Regions from separate parts of the Homo sapiens genome. Here region 2 is linked to region 1. The links are chromatin loops, found by intact Hi-C in ENCODE. Cell type or tissue: ascending aorta. All regions are shown on one strand. Each heading gives the region's core, and the rest is flanking DNA. Links, peaks and the distances in the headings are about the cores only. Region 1 overlaps LOC105371093 (a long non-coding RNA gene). Region 2 overlaps LOC124903646 (a long non-coding RNA gene).

What was found. Peaks named below come from ENCODE experiments on the same cell type or tissue, not always from the same donor. Only the 100,000 strongest peaks of a DNase experiment are listed, where the experiment ranks them.
Region 2: a loop joins it to region 1, with 7 times the contacts of the local background. A loop is called at or near these places in 1 of 110 quality-filtered maps.

What each region holds. Positions count from the first base shown.
Region 1 is chr16:13,907,277-13,912,662 of GRCh38, reverse strand. LOC105371093 (a long non-coding RNA gene) reads left to right here. Exons shown (of 4, transcript XR_007065000.1): 2 at 3,935-4,112. Among named protein-coding and RNA genes, the nearest start is that of ERCC4, 10 kb to the left of the region's middle. In ascending aorta, for the core only: no CTCF peak of the experiment used is centred there; a DNase peak (open chromatin) is centred at 2,582; H3K27ac peaks cover 1,697 bases.
Region 2 is chr16:13,791,409-13,796,794 of GRCh38, reverse strand. LOC124903646 (a long non-coding RNA gene) reads left to right here. Exons shown (of 2, transcript XR_007064997.1): 2 at 3,637-5,060. Among named protein-coding and RNA genes, the nearest start is that of ERCC4, 130 kb to the left of the region's middle. In ascending aorta, for the core only: a CTCF peak has its summit at 2,872; DNase peaks (open chromatin) are centred at 1,484 and 2,724; H3K27ac peaks cover 2,380 bases.

The DNA of each region.
Region 1 (5,386 bases), core at 211-5,210:
TTGCCCAGCCTTGCTCATTTTTCAATTTTGCCTGTTTGTTTTCTTGCTATTGACTTGTCCAACTATCTTCTATATTTTAGATATTAACTCCTTATTGGAGTATGGCTGGCAGACATTTCCTTTTAATCCATAGGTTGTCTTTACATATTGTTAATTGTTTGCTGTGAAGAAACTTTGGTTTGATGTAATTCCATTTGTCTATTTTTGCTTTTGTTGCCTGTGGGGTCAAATAAAAAAAAGTCACTGCCTATACCAATGTTATATAGTTTTTCTTCTGTATTTTCTTCTAGTAGTTTTACAGTTTCTGGTCTTACGTTTAAGTCTAATCCATTTTGAGTTGATTTTTATATATGGATATGAGATAAGGGTCCAATTTTATTTTTTTTATATGTGGATATCCTATTTTCCCAACAGCATTTGTTAAAGAAACAATCCTTTCCCTATTGTGTATCCATGGCACCTTTGTTGAAAATTGACTATACATGCATAGGATCATTTCTGGGCTCTCTATTCTGCTCCACTGGTTGGTGTATCTGTTTTGTTTTGTTTTGTTTTTGCCAATACCATGCTGTTTTGATTACTATAGCTTTGTAGCATAGTTTGAAATCACATAGTGTGATAACTTCAGCTTTGTTCTTTCTGCTCATAATTGCCTTGGCTGTTGAGGGATTTTTTTTTTTGTGTGTGTGGTTCATCATGGAATTAAATTAATGTAATCCATGTAGAACATTCAGCACAGTTCCTGACAAGACTAAGTACTCAACAAATAGTGGCTCTATCTAACTGTAATATTGGAAATTGAGGCTCGTAACTGAGGGTTATATAAGCTGATAAGCTTTACCCAGTAAGTCAGGACTCAAACTCCTAGTCCGGGGCTCTTTCTAAAATTGTTCTGCCTCCCCAGATATTCTCCAACTATTCATTTACTATCCTTTTACTACATTGCTACTTTTGACTTGCTAATATTTTATGAAGGGTTTTTACATTTGTTTTCCTAAGTGAAGTGGGGTTTGAGTTTTCTTGTATGTGCTATGTTTATTTGAATTAGATGTCAAGATTACAATAATTTTGCAATGGGAGTCAGGTAGCTTTTTATTTTTACTGTTGAAGAGGGAATCTATTGTTTAAGGATTTGGGAGAACTTGTCTGTCAAACTCTATGGGCCTGGGGCCTTTTTCTCTTTCTTTCTCTCTTTCTCTTGTGATAGACCTTTGACTACTATTGAAATTTCTTTTATGGTAATTAGTTTCTAACTTTTTTATTTTGTCTTGGGCCACCTTACATAAATACATCTGGAAACTGCATTTCGTTTAGGATTTAAAATTTAATAGCACATAAAGTCCATTGTAATCTCTTTTGATTTTTAAATCATGGCAATGCCCACTGGTATGTCATCCTTTACATTGCTAATATTGTTTACTTGTCACTTCTTTGTTTTTCTGAATCAAAATTGCTGAGAGTTGTCTATTTTATGTATCTTTTCAAAGACCCAGCTTGTGTCTTTGTAGGTCAATTCTAGCACTTTTTATATTTAATTTCTATTTTTATTTTTTTTTCAGTGATCTTTGGCTCTATTTTGTTGTTCTTTTTCTAAGCTCTTCAGGTGAATGTTTAGTTCACTCTTTTCTCAATTTTTAAATATGCAATTCTAGTATATTAAGGTATGTGGTTATAAACATCCGTCCAAATACCACTTTGTCTATATCACACACAGTGCTTTCACTGTCATTTGGTTCTAAATATTTTGTAGTTGCTACTTTGATTTCTTGTTTAACCCATTAAATAAAAAGAGCATTTTTAGGTCTTTTTTTTTTTTTTTTTTTTTTTTAGACGAAGTCTTGCTCTGTCACCCAGGCTGGAGTGCAGTGGCACGATTTCGGCTCCTGAGTTTGCGCCACTGCACTCCAGCCTGGATGACAGAGCAACGTCTGCCTCCTGGGTTCAAGCAATTTTTACCTGCCTCAACCTCCTGAGCAGCTGGGATTACAGGCGTGCACCACTACCCCAGATAATTTTTGTATTTTTAGTACAGATGGGGTTTTACCGTGTTGCCCAGGCTGGTCTTGAACTCCTGACCTCAAGTGATCCACCCGCCTCAGCCTCCCAAAGTGCTGGGATCACAGGCATGAGCCACCAAGCCCAGATGGTGTTTTTAGGTTTCTAAATGTATGGAGGCTAGATAATATTGTTTTTTGGTAGATTTATAATTTTATTACACTGTAATCAATATGAGATCAATTTTTATGAAATTTATTAAGGCTTCCTTTGTGGCTTAAACACACGGGCTTTTTGTGGGTACATATTTTATGTGTATTTGAAAAGAATGTATAAACTGTTGGGCTTTGAAAATCTTTTATGCCTTGACAAGAGTTTTCAGTTTCTGAGCATGGTGTGTTACAATCCGTTCTGACTATGGCTGAAAGTACAGATAAGCAGAGTCAACAGTTCTGCAAAAACATTTGAATGGCAAAACCCCAATGATTCCTCACTTAAGAAGAATGTGAAAGCCCTGGACTTTTGTACTGGTGGTTGTGGCACTGCCAGGTGGCTCGATTCTGCACAATGACATTTCCTTGGCTGAGAAGCCCGTGCATTATCCAGAAAGAAGGGCATGTACTTGCCAGCCAGACACAAGCTGATTGGATGGAGGCATTTAGACAGTCAGCCACTATTTCTTTTACTCCCAAGAACAGGCTTTTGCTCTGCTCACTCTTCTGTGGGTAAATGAAACCTCTGGTGGCAGACTTCCATACTTCTAGTCTTGCCTATTGGCAGCCTTTCCTGGGTATTTTGCCGGGTACTCACTCATTGCTATTAATTTTGTGACCAATCTGCTTCCCACTTCTACTCCAGCCCTGTTTCTGTTGAACAATTTGTCTTTTTTCCCCTCCAAAATCTGTCCTTGATAAAGTCCAATCCATTGAACATTTGCAAGTATTGTTACCTTTATGCATACTTTAAGATACAATTTGTGGGCTGGGAGTGTTGGCTCATGCCTGTAATCCCAGAACTTTGGGAGGCCAGGGCAGGCAGATCACTTGAGGCCAGGAGTTCAAGACCAGCCTGGTCAAGATGATGAAACCCCGTCTTTACTAAAAATACAAAAAAATTAGCTGGACATGGTCATGGGTACCTGTAGTCCTGGTTACTTGGGAGGGTGAGGCAGAAGAATCGTTTGAACCTGGGAGGCATAGGTTGCAGTGAGCCGAGATTGTGCCACTGCACTCCAGCGTGGGTGACAGAGCCAGACTCCATCTCAAAAATAAAATGAAATAAAATAAAATAAAATAAAATTTGTTAAAATTCCAATGTGCTGGGGTTGCATTCGTGTTCTTAAATCAGGCTCTGCAGTTTACTATTGCCATGTTCATTAATAAGCGGATTTTAAAAAACATTTTAAATAATAATATTAAAATACTAATATTTTACTATTTTTATTTAAAGTGTACAATTTGGTAAGTTTTGACATATGTGTACATTTTGAAACCATCACCAAAACTCATGAATGTAGGCAATACCCTCCAAACGTGTCCTCGTGCCCTTGTAACCTCTCCCCGTATGAGTGCCTGACACTGGTCCCACTAATTCTTCAGCCTGGTTCTTCCCTGGCCTTGAGCTAACCCTAATATGCACGCATCCATCAGTCCACAGCTGATTTCCCAGGGAACCACTCCAACCTTCTCTCTCAGGCCACGCTCTTTCCTACAGGACTGTTTTCTGCCTTGGTCTTCCCTAATTTGCAGATCCATCTCCTTGACACAGGGCATCTCCTGGGCATTCCGTCCCTGGAAACTCTAGTTAGAAAGCTGGAGCAATCACAGTTTGGGCTCACCTTATTTGTTTTCCACCCTGAGACCCCTGTCCTTCATTGCCTGAAGTCTACTGCCTTGAAACTGCCATTTCACACACTTTGCCGGTATTTTTGTTGTTTCAGGTGTGAGGGTAAATCTGGCCCCCGTTCCTCCATCTTGGCTGGAAGTGGAAGTCCCGGTGGATATTTTTGAGCCCCTGATGTATGCCAGGCACTGCTGTAAGCACTGAGTATTCAAAGATGAACAAAATGATGTGGCCCCAGTCTCCTAAAATTTACTATCAAGAGAAGAAGACAACAGGTAAATAAATACACAAAATTATTATAGATGGTCATGAATGCTAAGAAGTAACCATGGACCAACATGAGAATAATGGGGACAGGAGTTGCTGCACACTAACAGGTGAGGTAAAGTCTGAAGAAGCAGCCAGTCATATGAGGAGGAGGAGGACAAGCCTCCTAGTCATGGAGAACAACTGTGCAAAGGACGTGGAAAGCTTGGCATGCTCTAGGCACAGATGGAAGGTCAGTGTGCCTGGGAGATGTAGGATGACATGGCGTTGGAGAGGAGGGTAAGATCCAGGTCATGGGAGCCTATGAGGCCATCCTAGAGTCTGGGCTGACTTCTAAGCACAATGGAAAGTCACGGAAAGTTTTAAGGAGGAGCACTCCATGATCTAATTTAATTATAGGAAGGTTGCCCAGGCATAATGGCTCATGCCTCTAATCCCCGTTCTTTGGGAAGCTGAGATGGGAGGACTGCTTGAGGCCAGAAGTTCAAGACCAGCTGGGCAACATTGCAAGACCCTGTGTCTATCTTATTAAAAAGAAATAATTGTAGAAGGGTCAGTCTGACTATTGGTGGAGAATGAGTTAGATGGGACAAAAAATAGATCCAAGGGGACCAGACAGGAAGCTGATATATGATTCAGCTGACAGATGATGGTAGACTTGAAAAAGGCAATGCTATGGAGGGATGAGAAGGGAATGGACCTGAGATATATCTGGGAGAACAGTAGACAGATTTCTTGATAGATGGGATGTGAGAGGAGGAGGGGAGGAAAGGAAGCATTAAGAATGACTCCTAGGTTTTCGACTAAAGCAACCATGTGGTTGGTGGTGCCTTTGGTGGGGATGAGGAAGGCTAGTGAGGGGTTGGACATGAGCTGGAGGCTGGAGAACAGGTTTGGGATGGGAAATCAGTAGGTTCATTTAGAATCACGAGTTTCATACAGGAAACCACTGAAAAGTGGAACAATGGAGACATTATAACCAGGAGCAGTGTCTTCTGAGTCTCTGTTGCCTTATCTGTAAATGTGGAATAATAATACCTTCCTCCTCGTTGTTGTAAGGAATGAATGAGGAAATATGCTGAGCATCACTGCATGGCTGCTCAAAAAAGTAAATTTCCTTATACAATTAAAGCAAGCTCTAGGCAAAACCATTAACTAGGTCAGTGGCTCCCAGAATTTGAGTTTATAGACTGAGACAGTAACTTAAAACAATGGATACAACTATGGGTGGCTGCCAAATTCTTATTTTGCCAAGGTAGGACATTAGATAAACAACTACTAA
Region 2 (5,386 bases), core at 330-5,329, 120 kb after region 1:
TTCTATAGGTGTGATATGAAATCGAATGTAGAAGTCACATGAGTTTTTAAGAAAAACTTCACATGAATTTTTAAGAAAAACTTGGAGATGTCAGAGAAATTCCTTGTTTGTTTCACAATCCTTTCCCCATAGCCTCTGAGCATTTGTTCTTTGTGATAAGCAAATGTCATGGGCACTTCATGGTACCACCTTCCAAAAACCAGTGGAGTGTGTGTGTGCCCATCCCAAAGGCTACTGTGGATTGTAAATCCACCTTGAGACCAGACTAAGGGGTCCAGAGGTATCAGGTATGGAAGTCAAGAGGATTCGAAGGAGTGGAGGAGTGCCTTCAATGTGCAAATACATAATATCAGTTATTGGATAGAAATTCTGTAAAGTCCTGTGTTTTATCCAACCCAGAGGGGACTCTTTAGAGTCAGGCAATGTCTGGAAGCAGTATGGTGAAGATAAGTCAGAGATGCAAACTATGTGCTGGACCATACCACTGCTCCTCAGTCCCGTGTCTATGGCAGAACTTGCCAATCAATTGCAACACATATACTCCACTGAGCAAGGATTCAGCCTCATGATTTACCCTAATATAGCCCTTCTGATCTCTACCATAGGGTAAATGGAATTGTCATTTGCAATGAAAATCTATCTGCCACATGAGACTTAAGTATAGTGGCTAAAGCCAGCATTTGGGAGCCATACTGTCTAAGTTTGAATCCTGTCTTTGACACTTAGTAGCTATGTGGCCATGGCCAAGTCACTGACCTCTAGGAACCTCAATTCTCTCCTATACAAAATAAGAATAAAAATAGTACCTTACCTGATAGAGTTGTTATAATGATAAAATAGGTTTATATACGCAAAGGTCTTAGGACAGTTCCTGGCACACAGTACGTATTCTCAGCATGTTTATATTATGGATACAGTTGAGTAAGGCAGCTCCATGTGACAGATAAAGAAACTGAGGTTCAGAGAGGTGGAGTAGCTTGCCCAAGGTCATTCAGGTGGGAAGTGGTGGAGCTGGGGATTTGAATGCAGGTATGGGTAGCATTACTGCTATTCTTTGTGACAATCTGCATTATGAATCCCATTGTGGTCAGTTTTCCTTGCATATCCAGCAGTGTGTGTGTTGGGCTGACATGGAGATGAGGGGCACTGCCAAAGAAGCAGAATGTGGGGTTGAATGGGTGGCATGTGTTGTGAGTGGAGGAGATAGAGAGAAAACATGGAGACTCAGGAGTCTGGCCTTTGATGAAAGAATGGGTTTGCCTTTGATTCTTGAGGGCAGCAGATGGGTTAGGGTTTATGCTGTGCTTCATTACGGGGTGTGTTGGGAAGTAAGAGACATCTGGGAATCCAATTTCCCATCATTCCTTATGGGTACAAGTCAATGGATTATAAGTGAATCATTTAGCCACTAGGCAAATGGGGCTTCCAAAATAAACTATTCCCTTCCCGTCACTTCTGGGCAAGTACCTCTGTGTCTATTTGCAGTACATTGCAAAACTCGCTATCATGTGCCTCTCATTCAGAAAGAGATGCTATTGGTAGTAGAAGTATAAGTACCAGTTCTGAGCCCAGTCCCTGCAGGGTTCTCCCTTGATATTTTTGGAATCCTCCACCACTATGTGAACAAGCCCAGGCTAGCATAATGGATGATGGGAGACATATGGTCAGAGAACCCCCGCCACTGCCCCTGCTGCAGCCAGCCAACCATCAGCCTACCCCAGGAGGAAAACCATCCCCAGGCTGCCCTAACTGACCATCAATTGACCAGTGACCATCAATCTGATGGCTAATTGACCGTTGATCTCAGACACATGCATAAACCTCATTCGAGACCAGCAAATCCATCCCAGGCCAGAAGAATATCCTTGAGAACCCAATCCAAATTGCTGACCCCTGTGGATCAGAATGGTGATGGAAATAAATGATGATAGTTTTGAACCAACCTGAAGTTTTGGAGTGATTTGTTATGCAGCAACATATTACAGATACTTGAACTATGCAGGGATGGGAGGTAAAGCCCAACCAGCCAAAACAGCCAGGAGAATCCAAGGCTTAATTGTAAAAGTTTTGATTTTGCAGCTCCAATATCTAGTCAAGTTTTGCTGAATAAGGGTCATTTTAATTTTAGACTCATGTTGTCTCTGGTTTTCAAACATGGGTGGCTTTAAACCCAATGAAAACTCAGACCCATGCTTCCTTTAGCATGGCAAAGAAGGGGGCAGGGAGGATTCTCAGTGCTTTTCAATCTATAATTAGCTGCTCACAAGAGGTGATGGAGTTGGGGCAAGGAGCTGGAGCCCCAAAACCTATTCTCTCTCCAATTTTCATGAGCAGCAGGACTTTATTTTTTTTTACATATACATTAATCTAAAAATGCATCTTTGTGCACTCACTATGCTCTAGTCAAATACTTTTTTTGAAACTCTGATTGCCAAATCATTAAATGATGAGCATGTTTGTTCAGTGACAGAATCACCTGCTTTAAAAAAGTTTGAAACCCTTTGCTATATGCAATATTTTCTCAGTGTCCTTTTCGGAAGGTGGAAACATTTTCCTGGAAAGTTAATTTTGGCTCTTGTTAATTCAGAGCCATCTGTGTGTCTGCCAAGAGGCTGGCTTGGCTGGAGGAGGGGCAGGGGCTGGCTTCCTTGAGGTCTGGGGGGTTAAGTGGTGCAGGGTAGAGCTTTTGGGTGGTCTGCCTGGCTCACAAGATCACCTCAGAACCTTCCATCTGAAGTCCACCCTCATAGGTCGTGGGGAGTCCTGAACCCCAGCTTCTGGCCCAACTCCCAGCTGCTTCTTGGCATCACCCTTGCTTCTCCCTCTGCAAACCCTGAGTATTCCTTCTGGCAGTGGCTGCAGCCAGAAGGGAGCAGGCTTCCCTGACAGCAGGGAGTTTGACTGCTTCATTTTTCATTCTGCTCCTCGGCATTCTCCTGTCTTCTCTCCAAGTCCTGGCACTCAGCAGCCTGGCCAGAGAGGGAAGCACTAATCTTCCAACCCTTCCCATTCTCTTCTTTCATTCCTTTAGGTATAGATGGCTTGTTTCCTTTCCTGTTATTTCTTATGTACTTTCACACACAGGAGGCAGACATTGGATTAGAATGGAGGAGATGGGGTGCAGGAGACCAGCTCTATGACATTGAGAAAGTTATCTCTCCTCTCTGGGCCACCGTTTTTTTAATAGTGAAGAGGGGGAGTTGGCCCTAGTGCCTCTCAAACCACCTGTTTTTTGCCACCTGCACTGCTGGGACACTACCCCAGGGAGATGAAGCCTGATCCAGGCTGTAGCCGGAGACTTGCTCTCTCTTTGTTAAAAAGGAGATGAGCCAGTGTTAGACAGGTGTCAAAGACTGAGTGACACCAACCTGAGACTTCGTTGTACAGAATGAGAAAGATTGCAGACAATTGAAAGGGAGAGAACTTTCCCATTTTGTGAATCTGTGTTTTAGTGCTTTGTTTGTGTCCCACCTAAAACGATTAGCAACATTGGGACCAAAGGGGAAACGTGGGGATGGAGACCCTCGGACACCTTTTTAAGTTCTAAAGGTCTGTATTTATTTAATGTCTTTGCTCTGTATTTCTTCCAAGTCATTTAAATCCTCCTTATCTTGCTTATCATTGTGTCCTTTCCAGGTCAATGATGGACAATGAACGCCAAACGAACTTGAGAAGTGGTTGCTGAAAGGCGCTGATGTTTCCACGTGAGATTTCTGGGTCACCCTCCTGGTGACTCTTGTGCCTCTGACTTCTATCTGATCCTAAGTCCCTGTGCATTAAAATACAAGCAATTGGCTGGATGCGGTGGCTCATGCCTGTAACCCCAGCACTTTGGGAGGCCCAGGCGAGTGGATTACCTGAGGTCAGGAGTTTGAGACCAGCCTGGCCAACATGGTGAAACTCTGTCTCTACTAAAAATACAAAAATTAACTGGGCGTGGTGGCAGGTGCCTGTAATCTCAGCTACTCGGGAGGCTGAGGCAGGAGAATTGCTGGACCCCAGGAGGCGGAGGTTGCAGTGAGCCAAGATCATGCCATTGCACTCCAGCTCGGTGACAATAGCCAGACCCCGTCTCAACAACAACAACAACAGCAACAACAATAACAACAACAACAAAACACAAGCGATTGTATGCTATAGGAAGATAATTCTGGAGTTTAATTGCTTTAGACTAGAAGATGAATGGATATGCACATGTTCAAAATATCAAAAAAATGTTTTTTGGGCACTGACTTTGAGAACATTATTGCTCTAGATGCCAGGGAACGAGCAGTGAGGCAAACTGAAGGGGAGACAGACAGCAAAAATCATTAGTGTGAGGGCAGAAGAAAGACTCCCCAAGATGTCCATGTCCTCATCACCAGAACCTGTGATTACATGATGTTACATAGCAAAGAGAAACTAAGGTAGCAGATAGAATTAAGGTGGCTAATCAGATGACTCTAAGAATGTGCAAATACATAATGTGAGGTAGTGAGAGTGTCAAAGACTGAGTAACACCAACTTGAGACTTCGTTTTACATAATGAGAAAGATTGCAGACAATTGAAAGGGAGAGGATTTTCCCATTTTGTGTATCTGTGTTTTAGCGCTTTGCTTGTGTCCCACCTAAAACAATTAGCATCGCTGGGACCAGTGGGGAAACACGGGGTGTCCTCATTACCAGAACCTGTGATTACATGATGTTACATAGCAAAGAGGAATTAAGGTAGCAGATGGAATTAAGGTGGCTAATCAGAAGACTTTGGGTAGTGAGAGGGTTATCCAGTTGAACCCAAAGGGAGCACAGGGCACTTAACTGTGGAAGAGGAAGGAAGAAGCATGAGGGTCAGAGAAATGGTCCTGTGAGAGGTATTCGACCAGTCACTACTGGCTTTGAAGATAGAAGGGAACTGAGAGCCAGGGGTACAGGTGACCTCTAAAAACTGGAAAAGACAAGATGGCTCCTCCTCAAGTAACCATAGAAAGGAGCACAGCACCTTGATTTTATCCCAGTGACACACATGTTAGACTTCTGACCTCCAGAATTGTAAGATAATAAATTTGTGTTGATTTAAGCCACTAAGTTTGTGGTAATTTGTTATATTGGCAATAGGAAACTCATACAGTAGGATTCTGCATATAGGAGCAGTGCCTATCTGTGATGCCTTGATTGGGTTCCTACCAGAGCCAAGGGCGCAGATTTGATGACCTTGGGGTGTGTGTGTGTGTGTGTGTGTGTGTGTGTGTGTGTGTGTGTGTCCTGCCCCCTCAGAAGACTCGTTTGCTAAGTTATTCAGAAGTATGTCTATTTCAAGCATGAGAGTTTTCTAAGTTGCTTGCCTTTACTGAAATAAAATACCTCGGGTCATTGTCTCTCTTTCCCCGAGATAAAACCAGTCAAGCAT